4 separate regions of the Homo sapiens genome follow, and all the other regions are linked to region 4. Evidence: chromatin contacts called from ENCODE Hi-C data. All regions are on one chromosome and are shown on one strand. The core of a region is the stretch at or near the end of the contact, and the rest is flanking DNA. Distances in the headings are between cores, read along the strand shown.

Region 1 (3,138 bases), core at 44-2,543, 1.2 Mb after region 4:
TACAAAGAGTTGGTACCACCTGCTGAAATGGGTGGCAAGTGGTGTCTATTGAGAATTGTAAGCAACCACAAACATCATGAATTAGCTTGTACAACTTGCTATGCCAGGAAGTAAGACTTGGCTCGGGGGAAATGTGGATCTAGAGTCTCCAAAAACTCATGGTAGGACCCACGGACCAGAATTTCAACAGCAGAGGGCGGTGCACCCGACTTCACAAAGAGTTTTACCGACTGGGGCCCCCCAAGAATGGGCAACTGGACTCCTGTACGAGCTGAAACGTCTTCAATGAACTCAACGATCGTCAAGTACACTAAATGTTCAGCGTTGGACTCATTTGGCTGTTTTCCATAACCTCTACTCTGGTCTGACCGTTAAATCTCCCTTGCGGATACTCTGACCTTACAGTTCGGAGGTGGGGACGGGATGGGGCGGGGGGGACGGGGGGTGCGGGTTCAGGGAAAGTGGGAGAATGAAATCAGCCTATCAGGCTTTCCAAAAGAATGCTTATCATTGGTTCTCAGACAGAGACTTAAAATTATAAGGGGGTCATTCCCCTGAAAGATAACCCGGTTCTTGCCAGTGACATCGCTGACAAACACTTCACAAGTTGGGGAGGGGGAAGGGGGAGGGGAAGAGGGTAAGGAAAACTAATTTTGTGGATTAACAGGAGTCCCTCTCAGGTCAAAACGGGGTTCCAAGGAAACCAGACGCCACTCCTTAGCTAAGTTTCACCCAAAGTCTACGACCCAGGCCGCTCGCTCTGTCCTCCCCCAGGTCTAGACTCCAAACTTTTTGCCCCTCTCACGGCCCCCTGGCCGTGGAACTCCTCCCGGCACGCCGGGTTCTGCTCACCAAGAGCCTCGAGGGCGGGCGCGGGCAGGGCCAGAGCGAGGGTCGGCGGCTCCCGGTCCCCCCCACAGCTGCCCGTACCTGTCCAGCATCTGCTGTAGGGCTTGGTCCGGCATCTTCCGCGGAGCCGGCGCACACGGCCTTCCCCAGTGGACCCGCTCAAGGCCAGGCCCAGGGACAATAGCACTGAGAGGCGGCGGAGTAGGCCGCAGTCCGGCGGCAGCCGCGAACCCGTCACCCAGCTTCCCGGGGCAGCTCCGCTAGCCTGGCGGCGGCGGTGCAGGGCCTGCGGGAGTCCGGCGGAGGCGGCGGAGAGCGAGGAGGAGGAGCCTGAGGCGGGGAGGCGGCGATCGCGGCCCGGGTTCCCGTCCGTCGGCCCGAGGTTCCGGTCCATGGACCGCGGGCGCCGAGTTGCTGCCGGCGGAGGAGCTACCTTTGTGAGGTAAGAGTCGCCGCCTCCGTGCGCGCCAGGGTTACGACGCAGGGCGGCCCAGAGCAGCCTGGGAGATGTAGTCTTCGGACCGTCTCCACTAGAGGCTGCACAGCCCGCCCGGACCAACGCCTCCGCGCCTGCCGCCGTCTGGCCGGCGCCCTCCCGTTTCCTTCCTCCAGGGGGAAAAAATGTCTTTCGGGCCGCTTTCCAGGAAGCAGCAGGATGCGCCGCTCCACTGTCGGTAGCAACAAGGTCAGCCCTCCCTGCCTGTTTGTTTTTGCCTCCGCTCTTGCCCTCAGGTGGGACCGAGCCAGGTGAGGGGAGGGGGCTGAAGGGCCATTTCTTATCAGGGTCCCCGGCCCCGGCCGTGGCGTCGGGGCGGTCAGTGGCGGCAGTGGGGGTGGCAGAAACTCCTTCCGAAGCCCCCGGCGCTGGAGCCAGCCTCTCCTGCGGCAGAGCCCATTTTGGGGGAATTACACCACCTCCGCGAGGGGTCGGTTGGTTTGGTGCGTGAGGTTCTTCTTGAGGGGGCGGGCAAATAGGGACTGCCTGGACCAGACAGCTTCCACCCGAGTCTCTCTGTGTGTTTGGGGCTGGGGAGTTGGGGGAAGGAAAGATGATTCTCTCCCTCTCCAGGAACCTTCTCAAATGTGCCTGGGCTTTCCAGGGCTCGCCGACAGTCTCCAAATGGAACACGTTGGTGAATAAACAGCTCTTGCTTACTCAGCTGTGGGTTGTCAGGGATGTTTGTTTCTCTCTCTGCTGCTGGTCACTGTTAACCGTTTCTAGTCGCGTTGACACCTTCAAGCAGGTGGATTGGGAGTGGCGGGGGTGGGGAATCAAAAAGGAGAAATCATCAGTCACTCCTTGGGTCAGCTTCTGACGTTCGAGGGATAGCTTTGGCGGGAGGAAAGAGCTGTCGGCTCAAACGAATGCGTTTTTTGGACGACCTGTGGCGTTTTCTCTAGGGCTGTGATTGGTAGGACGCTGGTAGTTTTCCCTTGATTATGTCTAATATCTGCTACAAGGTGTTTGATTTTTTAAAAAATGAAAATGTGTTTTTAAAGCTCTTTTTATATGTAGAATTTTACAATCAACTTTTCATTATCTGTTCAAAATTTGCGAAGTATATTTGAACTAGAGTGTTCATTGCTGGGAAAAAACAACAAACCCAAAAAATGTGACCAGAAGCTTACTTGGCCTCCAATTTTTGAAATATGTTTTTGAGAAACAGCACCCACCCCCCCCCACCACACACATACACACACACTCCTCCTAGGGAAAGAAAATGAGTATTTAGTTTAATCGGGGTGTCTAATATTTTATATATATTTGTATTATATATAATATATATGTATTATATAATATATAATACATTTATAATATATAATACATATATACATTTATAATATATAATACATATATATATATATATATATATATATTTTTTTTTTTTTTTGGTAGAGACGCGGTCTCGCCATGTTGCCCAGGCTGGTCTTGCAACTCCTGGGCTCAAGCGAGCCACCCGCATTGGTCTCCCAAAGTGTTGGGATTACAGATGTGAGTCACCGCATGTGACCAGTGTCTAATATTTTATTTAATTAATTCATTTATTTAATTAATTCATTGATTTTGAGAGATGGAGTCTTGCTCTGTTGCCCAGGCTGGAGTGCAGTGGCGCTGTCTTGACTCACTGCAAGCTCCACTTCCTGACTTCAAGTGATCCTTCTAGCCTCAGCTTCCCAAGTAGCTGGGACTACAGGTGTGTGCCACCACACCCAGCTAATTTTTGTGTTTTTTAGTAGAGATGGGGTTTCACTATATGTTGACCAGGCTGGTCTCGAACTTCTGACCTC
Region 2 (2,955 bases), core at 429-2,928, 1.6 Mb after region 4:
AATCCTGTGAAAATGCACAGGTTGCTCTAAGAAAAGAAGTACTCATCTCCTTAAACACTATTACCTGATAAATGTTATATTAAGTTTACATATCAATGCATTTACAATGTATATATTCATGCATTTATATGGGAGGTAACAAATTAGAAGATACACCTTTCTATATTTGCAAAAATGTAAAATGTCACTTGTATTCTCTCAAGGCAGTTTTATTTAAAAAAAAATTTCCTCACATTGAATAGATTATAAAATAAAAATCAGATGCCCCATACTACGGTACCTAGCAACCCCCTTCACCCAACTCCCATGGGCTTCTCCCACACACTATTTCATCAGTCATCTAGGGAGTCTGTAAGGAATGGGTTATCCTTTCCCTTGCAAAACAGATAAAACTTGTGCACTTAATACGCTCAAAGAATGTGTTCAGTTAATTATAAAAAAATGAAAACTATTTGTTTTCATCATTTATTCCTTCAGTCTATATGGTAAAAGAATCCAATTCTCATTAAAAGTTACCATATCAACTCTAAGGAACTTGGTGAATCCATCCGATCACTATCACAGAGGAACTATCCCTTAATTACATGTACAGAGGGTCACCAAATTCCGCTTACAAAAGCTTTCCAACCATTCTATCATACCGGAGGAAAAAGTAATGTTTCTCCTATAGCTATACAAATAAATGTCGTTAGTTTTTCTATAGTTTTCCTGGGCTTTCCTGTTGACAGGCAATATTTCAAAAGAATATAAGATCTGTGATTTATCTTCCACGCCTTAGTTACGGAAAATGATGCTAATACGATAATTGGCTTAAGGTTACAACGCTGACGTTGGAATGTTTACTGCCAAACAAAAGGAGAAATTATACTTAATTTTAAAAAACATCTCAGGAAAGAACATACCCCTAAAAACGTAAATTAAAACTGGTAACATAATTAGACGGTCTCTTAGATAATAGTAATTCAGGTTTCCCCTCCATCGACAGTAACTACCAAGTTTTCCCATGAAATGGAGGTTAGGGACCAGCCTTAGAATACTGAGAAAGATAAGAGACTCCCCTAGAATCGAAAGAGGGAAGAGAAACCAGAGAACAGAAACATGGTGAGGAAAGAGAAAAAACAGCTCTAACGTGCCAAGGGGTCTATTAACAAGAAAAAGGCATTATTGAACCGATTTACCCAGGAGTAACCCGAGCCCAAACCCCCGCCGACCACGGGGCGAACTCCGAAGTCTACTGAAGAAAGCTCCAGAGCCCAGTGACAATGAGAACCGCTCTTCTCTAGGAGTGGGGGCTCTAAGAGGAGACCATGCCTTCCCTGAATCGCCTTCCAGTTTGCTCGTCAGGAGCAAGACCCACCTGGAGACCGCCATGGCCGGGCGCCGGCGGTTCGGAGCTCCCCGCGACCTACGCGCCGCGCAGCTGAGGCGCTAGTTTCCAGAGAGCTGAGCGGCGCAGGCCCAGGCCGCGGAGCACAGGGGAGCGGCCGGTGCGGCGTGGGGCGTTCCAGCGCAGGCCCTCGGGCATCTGCCCTGCCGCCTACCCGAGCTCGTCCCCGCGGCGGCCGGTAAGCAGGGGTCCAAGACGGTAGCGGAGGCGGCAGTCCTCCGACCCGCACGACTTCAAACCGGGTACCCTCAGCTCCGCTCTTTGCTGACGCGGGCGTCGGCACGCACAACTGAGCGTCAGCGCGCCGGAAGTGACGTAAGCTCACCGACAGGAGCTTAGCTCGGCGCGAGCGCCTTTGGTTTGGCGGCACGCGCCTAAATAAAAGCGCTTTGTGCTGATGTGGAGAGGGTGTCTAGTCTTAAAACTAGGGAAGGAGGTGAAGTAAGGGTCCCCTTATTTGACAGAGAAGGAAAAAGGCGATTTAGTCCAAGTCCTGGAACTTCGAAAGCTTGGTTTCTAATTCCACACTACCCAGATTCTGCTTCCCACCGTACTGCATCTAGGAAGCAAGATCAGAAGGACCTTAACATGCTCTTGTCCAGGTGGTGAAGCCAGTGGGAGGAGTGAAAGCAAAAAGTCGCTATGACACTGAAGAAATGGCTCAGATGTTTGTCATTATTTGCCAGAAGTTCTGCCTAGGTATTGGAGAGAAGGTCTTCTGACCAACGATTTTGCCAAGTTTGATTTCTCAATTGTTTATGTTGTTTGTACCATCATTTTCTCAGCCAGCCAGATTTGAAAACTACCATTTTTAAATTTTTGTTCCTTTGGGGGACTTATCTGGCTTTTCAATATTTTTAAGTTCATTAGGCTTTTAAACACTTCTGCCAGGCCCTTATCATCTTACACTTGATTTTTTTTTTTTGACCGAGTTTCGCTCTGTCGCCCAGGCTGGAGTGCAGTGGCGCGATCTCGGCTCACTGCCAACCTGCGCTTACCGGGTTCAAGCGATTCTAAATGTGCCTCAACCTCCCGAGTAGCTGGGAGGCACACGAGCCCCACGCCGGGCCAATTTTTTGTATTTTTTAGTAGAGACGGGGTTTCGCCATGTAGGCCAGGCTTGTCTCCTGCTCCTGGCCTCAAGTGATCTGCCCGCCTCGGCCTCCCAAAGTGCTGGGATTACAGGTGTGAGCCACTGCGCCCGGCCCTTAAACTTGATTTTTATGCTAGTAGTCAAAATAATATTTCTCCAATTTTCAGTTCAGCCCATTTTATAGGCCAACAGATTAATCTTCAAAAAACCTCACTGCTTTTTATCATGTCGCTCCTATGCTTATAAAGCATGTCCATTGGCTTCTCATTACCTGAAGAGGCTATGTCTCAATCCTTGAGTCTGTTTTTCATCTGTAAAATGAGGCTAATGAGAAGTACTGCAGAAGATTGTGGGAATAAAATGAGGTCATGAATCTAGAAGAGCTTACAAGAACTTTGTAAACCATAAAGTAGTATATATGTATGTAAAGAGAAAGAAACTAACAAGTACCTGCTGTGTGCTGGGCACATGACAT
Region 3 (3,170 bases), core at 84-2,583, 1.7 Mb after region 4:
CCTACAAGTGAACAGCATGCATGCTTTATGGGAATAAGCTGAATATCCCATCTATGGCTCTTTTAAATTTTTCGACTAAATTTAATATGCTTAAATCATAAAGTGAACCTAATAAATATTAAAATAATGTAATTCAAACGATCTAAATTTCAGAATGAAGCAAGGTTAGTCCCAACTTAAATTCTAGATTCAAGCTAAAGTACTTGCACTATCTTTTCTCTTATACTACCACTTTCCGCCCAACTTGTATGTGTGTGTGTCTAAGGCTTCCCGCACCCAGCCTAAGTCAGGTTTCAGTTCTCCCAAACTTGCCTATTTCCCGTTCTAGTCACTCCAGAAACTTGGTAATGATTGGCTATTCTGATAAACCAATTAACGCTAATGTGTCAACGTCCTATTAAGCTACTCCTCCTAAATTACATCCTTGTATTTTACAAAGTCCTTCAAGACCTTAACCCAAATGGAACTTGCAAGAACGAAAAATTTTGGAGGTAACTGACCTTTTAAATCATAAGGTCTATCAACTACGTCCCCTACTCTTTCTTGTGTGTAGAGGCCTTCTAGGGTAACAAGACCGGAAGTTGGTACAGGTATTGTTGATACTGTAAAACAAAACAAAGCCAAAACCCCAAACCACCCCCAACACCTGGCAAAAAAACCAAACCAAGACAAAACAAAAAACTTCCAGCGAGTGTGGCACGCTCACCCTACCCCTAATCTCCTTAGTCCCCACTGGAAGAGAGCGAGATCACCAGGACCAGAGTCCTGGAGAAAGGTCGGGAGGCGGAGGAGCACTGGTTTCAGACCTGTGGGCCCCGGCTGCGCAGGTGGGGTCTGGAGCGAGGCGAGGGGACGCTGGCCCCGGTTACCTGCGGCGAAGTGCAGCGGGGTGGATTTCCTGCCCGCCGTGTCGCGGCTGTTCACCTTCTCAGGCGTCACCAGCCTCTTGACTCGTTCCACGTCCCCGTTGCGGCACGCCTCGAACAGCTCTCGGGCGGCCGGCTCCACGGCCTCGGCCGCGGCGCTCGCGCAGGCCGCTCCCCCGCCGGCGCAGCGGCGACCCGACATGATCCTGGCCGCCGCCACAGCCAGCAACAGCGCCAGCAACCGGAGCAGGAGCCCCGGCCCCGCGAGCAGGAGGGCGAGGCCCCCCGGAGAAGACGCGCTCAGGGCCCGGGCCGCTTGGCTCCCTGCTGTCACCGGATCCGGCGCAGTCCCATGGCCGCGCCCACGCGCGCCCCTCGCTGGGCTCCCTGCCCCCCGGCTGCCCCGCGGCGGCGGAGGCAGCGCGAATCCGCCGTCCGGGTCCTGAAACGACGCGGCGGCGGAAGCTGGCAAGGCCCCTCCTGCCAGCTCCGTCCAGCCCCGGGAGCGCACGTGACGTCGTCCCGCGCGTGCGCAGTGGCCGGGCACCGGCTGGGCAGGTTTCGGCTAGCGAGGCGGCGCGAAGGGTTTGTGGGAAATGTGAGGCGAGAGGCTTCGGCGGCGGGAGAAGGGGCTTCGTCCCACCGCCATCTTTGCGGTGGGTTCTGCTGAAGCCGAACGATCCTGCATATTGTGTTTTTTGTTGTTGTTGTTTTAAGCCCTGGGCTTTCCAGGCTGAACTTTCTCACTACCATTACACTGAAAAAGAGCCCTTGAAAGTTTTGCTCGGATCTTGCACATTCTTTTGGAAGTCTTACTGTGGAAATTGTCCGTGTTTTCAGCTTCCACATCCCTTTCTCCTGGGAGATTTCTTTTCCGTTTTTTTTACTTTGTCTCTTTTCTTTCCTCCGCAACTGCTTTGTTGTTGTTGTTGTTGTTTCTTGTAAACCACTTCTCAAAAGTGAACTAGTTGCCGTTTAATAGAAGTTTGGATGAACTGCCCCCAAAATAAAGGAAATCCGAACAGTCATGGAAGTTGACTCCAATTGGAGGGATGGCTCTGATCAATTACTCTTTCCACAGTAAGTTATTAGCTCAGGATTGATTAGAGGAACTTTTTGTAAATCAATATTGTACCTGACATGCCTAAAGTTTGGATACACTGAGCATACGCATCTCCAAGAAAGTTTTCTGAGTTATAATCTTTTTCTTTGACCAACAAACAAAAGAAAAGCATATAATTGATTTTCATGCTTAAGATACTGGTGTAGTTTTACACGATAATTCCCCACTACACCCCCTTGTCTTAAACTGAAAGAAAGGTATGCCTATACATACATTTTACTTACAGAAGATGATACATGTTGACCTTTGCCATTCTGAAAAGCATCCCCCCCCCAACCTCCTACCTTAACCTGTTTTTCAGGAAATCCAGTTTTTGTTGGGGAATGTTGACTCACTACAGTGCTAAAAGAGGATGTACACTTTTTTGAGCATTTTTATACATATGAAATTGAAGTTATGGTGCTTATCAATAACATGAACATGCATGAACGAACCTAGGACTAGAACACTACCAATATGATTGCGTTTATCATTTTTCTTCCCATAAATCTGCTATGGTGATCTATGATCAGTGATAAGTTGAAATCACTGTTGTAATTGTTTTGAGGCACCACAAACCACACCCATAGAAGACAGCAATCAATCAATAAATGTGTATGTTCTGACTGCCCCACTGACAGGCTACTCTGCCATCTCTCTCCCTCTCCTGGGGCCTATCTGTTCCCTTAAACACAATAATATTGAAATTAGGCCAATTAAGAACTCTGCAATGGTTTTCTAGGTGTTCAAGTGAAAGGAAAAGTTGCGTATCTCTCACTTTAAATCAAAAGCTAGAAATGATTCATCTTAGTGCAGAAGGCATGTTGAAAGCTGAGATAGGCCCCCTTGCACCAAACAGCCAAGTTGTGAATGCAAATGAGAAGTTTTTGAAGGAAATTAAAAGTGCTACTCCAGTGAACACATGAATGATAAGAAAGTGAAACAGACTTACTGCTGATACGAAGAACGTTTGAGTGGTCTGGATAGAAGGTCAAACCAGCCACAAGATTTCCTTAAGCCAAAGCTGAATCCAGAGCAAAGCCCTAACTGCCTTCAATTTTGTGAAGGCTGAGAGACCTGAGGAAGTTGCAGAAGACAAGTTAAAAGCTAGCAGAGGTTGGTTCATGAAGTTTAAGGAAAGAAGCTGTCTTCATAATATAGAAGTGTAAGGTGAAGCAGCAAATACTGATGTAGGAGCTGCA
Region 4 (3,029 bases), core at 66-2,565:
GGCTAGTCTCGAACTCCTGACCTCAAGTGATCTGCCCGCCTCGGCCTCCCAAAGTGCTGGGATTACAGGCGTGAACCACCGCGCCCGGCCACCTTTCCCTGTATTTCCTATTCCAGTCATCCACAGGGTTCCCCCAGTTCAAACCTTCCTCAGCATGCCTTCCCTCTGTGAACTCTTAACAAACGATATAGCTGCCCCACCCCCACCCCTACACAATCTAGTACCCAATTACACTTCCTGCTAACCTTTTATTTTTTCAATTGTTCAACTATTTTTTCAAGGACTGCACTTTGATTTTTGTTGTTGTTGTTGTTACCCACAGAGCCTAACAGCAAGCCCTCAGATATGATTGGTTGATTGGGGCCGGGCGCGGTGGCTCACGCCTGTAATCCCAGCACTCTGGAAGGCCGAGGCAGGTGGATCATCTGAGGTCAGGAGTTCGAGACCAGCCTGCCCAACATGGCGAAACCCTGTCTCTACTAAAAATACAAAAATTAACCGGGCGTGGTGGCGCACGCCTGTAGTCCCAGCTATTCAGGAGGCTGAGGAAGGAGAATCGCTTGAACCCAGGAGGCAGAGGTTGCAGTGAGCCAAGATCGTGCCATTGCACTCCAGCCTTGGTGACAGAGCGAGACTCCATCTCAAAAAAAAAGAAAAAAGAAAAGAAATGATTGGTTGATTAGCTGAAGTGACCTAAGTCATGCTGGACAGGTGACCAAACAAGCGCTTCCATCCAGTAAATGGTACAAGGCCTCAATTACAAGCCGCATCTTCTACAAGGCGACGCCAATCTTTAAAAATTCCCACATAAAATCTCACTTGAGGAGACAGACAGGAAAAGAGAAACTGCAAAAAAAGGCACAAGTTTTCTCACTTCTAAAATAAAGATGTTTGAGGAACACACAACGAAAGTGCCTGCCAATCGGAAAAAGCCGTCCTAACAAAAGACCTTGGGCAAGTCACTTGGCCTCTCTGCGCCTATCTGTAAGGAGATGATACCCACCGCCAAGTCCAAAGAAGCGATCGAAGAGACAACGGTCTTGAGGCGCCCAGCCGGGTGCCAGGCACGAAGTGAGCGCCAGGGAAAAGGACTGTTATCAGAGCGGGCAGAGATTGAATCCCGCGGACGCGATCTGCCCACTGACCTGCCCTCCCTGGCGGTCCGGACCGGCCCGGCCCCGGGGCTGCGGGTCCTGGCCGCCCCTCGCCACCCTCCGCGGTCGCCTCCCTTGGGCCAGCTAGCAGCTGAAGCGAAGCGCGGCGCTCGCGTCGGCCGAGTCACACCATCAGGTGTGGATGCCGCTTCCGGGAGTTTGAATCCCGCGGCTGCAGGGCGGGGCACGTCACTGCCGGCAGGGCGCGGCCCGCAAGAAGGAGGAGCAGCGCGCGCGCGGCGGGGACGCGGCTCCCCGATTGGCTGCCGCCTTTGAAGGGCGGAGAGTAAACCTGAGGGCGGGCCGAGAAGTGGCTGGGGCCGCGGGGCGGGACAGAGGGCGGGAACACTTCCTCCCGGGCCCGCCAGCTAATTCTGGGATCGGGGGTTCTCTGCGGGCTTAGACCTAAACAAGCTTGGTGTCTCGCAGTCAGGGGCTGGTTTTGTGTTTATACGCTTTTAGGAGAAAGCAAATTACTATTTTTAATGGGATAAAACCAGTGACGATGGACCGAGACGAACTAGTTCTGCGCTCTTGAGCATAGATTCTCCCTGTGTGAAGTGCGGCCCCTCCTGCCCTGGGACAACGGGATTTCACAAAGGAGCACAGCCCCCTTGTCATCCCCTCGGGTCTCACTCTGTCGCCCAGGCTGGAGTGGAGTGGTGCAATCATAGCTCACTGCAACCTCAGTCTCCCGGGTTCAAGCGATCGTCTTGCCTCAGCCTGCCGAGTAGCTGAGACTACAGGCGCACGCCACCACGCCCGGCTAATTTTTTATTAAAAAATTTTATACAGACAGCGGAGTGGGGGGGGGGGGGGGTGGTCTCACTTTGTTTCCCACTCTGATCACGAACTCCTGCCTTCAAGTGATCCTTCCACCTCGGCCTCCTAAAGTGCTGGGATTACTGCCAAAAATCAGCAGCACAGCAGGGAGTGTTAACGGGAGAGATGAGAGGCACGCCCAGGTTGAACGCTGAGATTATGAATGCTAGCGGACCGGCTTTCAGACCAGACTGCTACCCTCCAGCCTGATATCTATCTATTGATCGATTCTAGCTCTTGATTAGCCGCTTTGAGAACGTTACTGCTGAGAGAAGAAGCACATGAAATGTTTAGCAGGGCCTCCCTTTCTCTCCTAGACCCAGCATAAACTCGCTGGAGATTTAAAACAGTAGATACACAGTAGCAAAACATCCTAGGTACACAATATTGTACAAAGGTTATAAACTCTAGATTAGGACTTTCTAGATTTAATTCCTTACTGCCCTGACTAGATGTGTCTCCTTGGATAAATTTATTTAACCTATTTGAGCCTCGGTTTCCCGATGTGTAAAATGATGCAAATAATAATATTTACTTCACAGCTCGGTTATAAGGATTAAATGAGGAAATCCGGCCAGGTGGAATGGCTAATTCCTGTAATCCCACCACTACGTGAGGACGGGGAGCGAGGATTGCTTGAGGTCAGGAGTTGGAGACCAGCCTGGGCAACACAGAGAGATCCACTCTCACCCCACCCAATCCCTGTCTCTAATTTTAAAACTTTAAAATTTTTTTACATGAAAGAAATTCATGTAAAGTGCTTAACATTTAGTAAATGTTCAATTGATGTTAGCCATTGTTAAACAAAAGGCAACACTCAAATGTTACTGAATAGAATGGATGAGAAAACCATGTGGGGAATTTTAAAGAATCAGAGAAACAAAACCAAAACAGAATGCAAGATAACGTTTGGTACCTGCTTCCAAGGAGCTCCCATTTCTGAAGGGAAGGTAAACTAAAGTATCAAGTGGGATTAGGGTGGGAAAAATCAGGGCAAAAGATAAATCATCGTGTGAACATTATTCATTGCCCAGAGTTGAGGGGCAAAATTAA

What was found. Hi-C counts contacts between places; a loop is a spot of excess contacts on that map. Pooled maps may share reads with other maps.
Region 1: a map of B cell shows a loop between it and region 4 (10-fold over the local background). The contact joins the promoter of MARCHF5 here to the promoter of CEP55 in region 4. A Hi-C loop is called at or near these places in 5 of 168 maps with a recorded cell type or tissue (B cell, CD4-positive, alpha-beta T cell, CD4-positive, alpha-beta memory T cell and 2 more), 1 of 37 single-sample maps with no recorded cell type and 10 of 50 pooled maps.
Region 2: a loop to region 4 is called in a map of CD4-positive, alpha-beta T cell, with 8 times the contacts of the local background. The contact joins the promoter of BTAF1 here to the promoter of CEP55 in region 4. A Hi-C loop is called at or near these places in 2 of 168 maps with a recorded cell type or tissue (CD4-positive, alpha-beta T cell and naive thymus-derived CD4-positive, alpha-beta T cell), 1 of 37 single-sample maps with no recorded cell type and 11 of 50 pooled maps.
Region 3: a map of CD8-positive, alpha-beta T cell shows a loop between it and region 4 (6-fold over the local background). The contact joins the promoter of TNKS2 here to the promoter of CEP55 in region 4. A Hi-C loop is called at or near these places in 3 of 168 maps with a recorded cell type or tissue (CD8-positive, alpha-beta T cell and naive thymus-derived CD4-positive, alpha-beta T cell), 2 of 37 single-sample maps with no recorded cell type and 13 of 50 pooled maps.

The regions. Positions count from the first base shown.
Region 1 is chr10:92,289,322-92,292,459 of GRCh38, reverse strand. It overlaps MARCHF5 (membrane associated ring-CH-type finger 5), which reads right to left and starts at 1,293. Exons shown (of 6, transcript NM_017824.5): 1 at 931-1,293. The coding sequence starts at 965. It overlaps CPEB3 (cytoplasmic polyadenylation element binding protein 3), which reads left to right and starts at 1,382. Exons shown (of 10, transcript NM_014912.5): 1 at 1,382-1,534. RefSeq lists enhancers at 353-931, 1,879-2,088 and a silencer at 1,069-1,318.
Region 2 is chr10:91,922,493-91,925,447 of GRCh38, reverse strand. It overlaps BTAF1 (B-TFIID TATA-box binding protein associated factor 1), which reads right to left and starts at 1,678. Exons shown (of 38, transcript NM_003972.3): 1 at 1,358-1,678. The coding sequence starts at 1,371. RefSeq lists enhancers at 1,136-1,335, 1,946-2,055, 2,403-2,936 and a silencer at 1,396-1,695.
Region 3 is chr10:91,796,589-91,799,758 of GRCh38, reverse strand. It overlaps TNKS2 (tankyrase 2), which reads right to left and starts at 1,333. Exons shown (of 27, transcript NM_025235.4): 1 at 870-1,333. The coding sequence starts at 1,068. It overlaps TNKS2-DT (TNKS2 divergent transcript), which reads left to right and starts at 1,468. Exons shown (of 2, transcript NR_108071.1): 1 at 1,468-1,522. RefSeq lists a silencer at 965-1,374 and an enhancer at 1,455-1,624.
Region 4 is chr10:93,494,898-93,497,926 of GRCh38, reverse strand. CEP55 (centrosomal protein 55) reads right to left here and starts at 1,315. Exons shown (of 9, transcript NM_018131.5): 1 at 1,004-1,315. RefSeq lists a silencer at 987-1,496.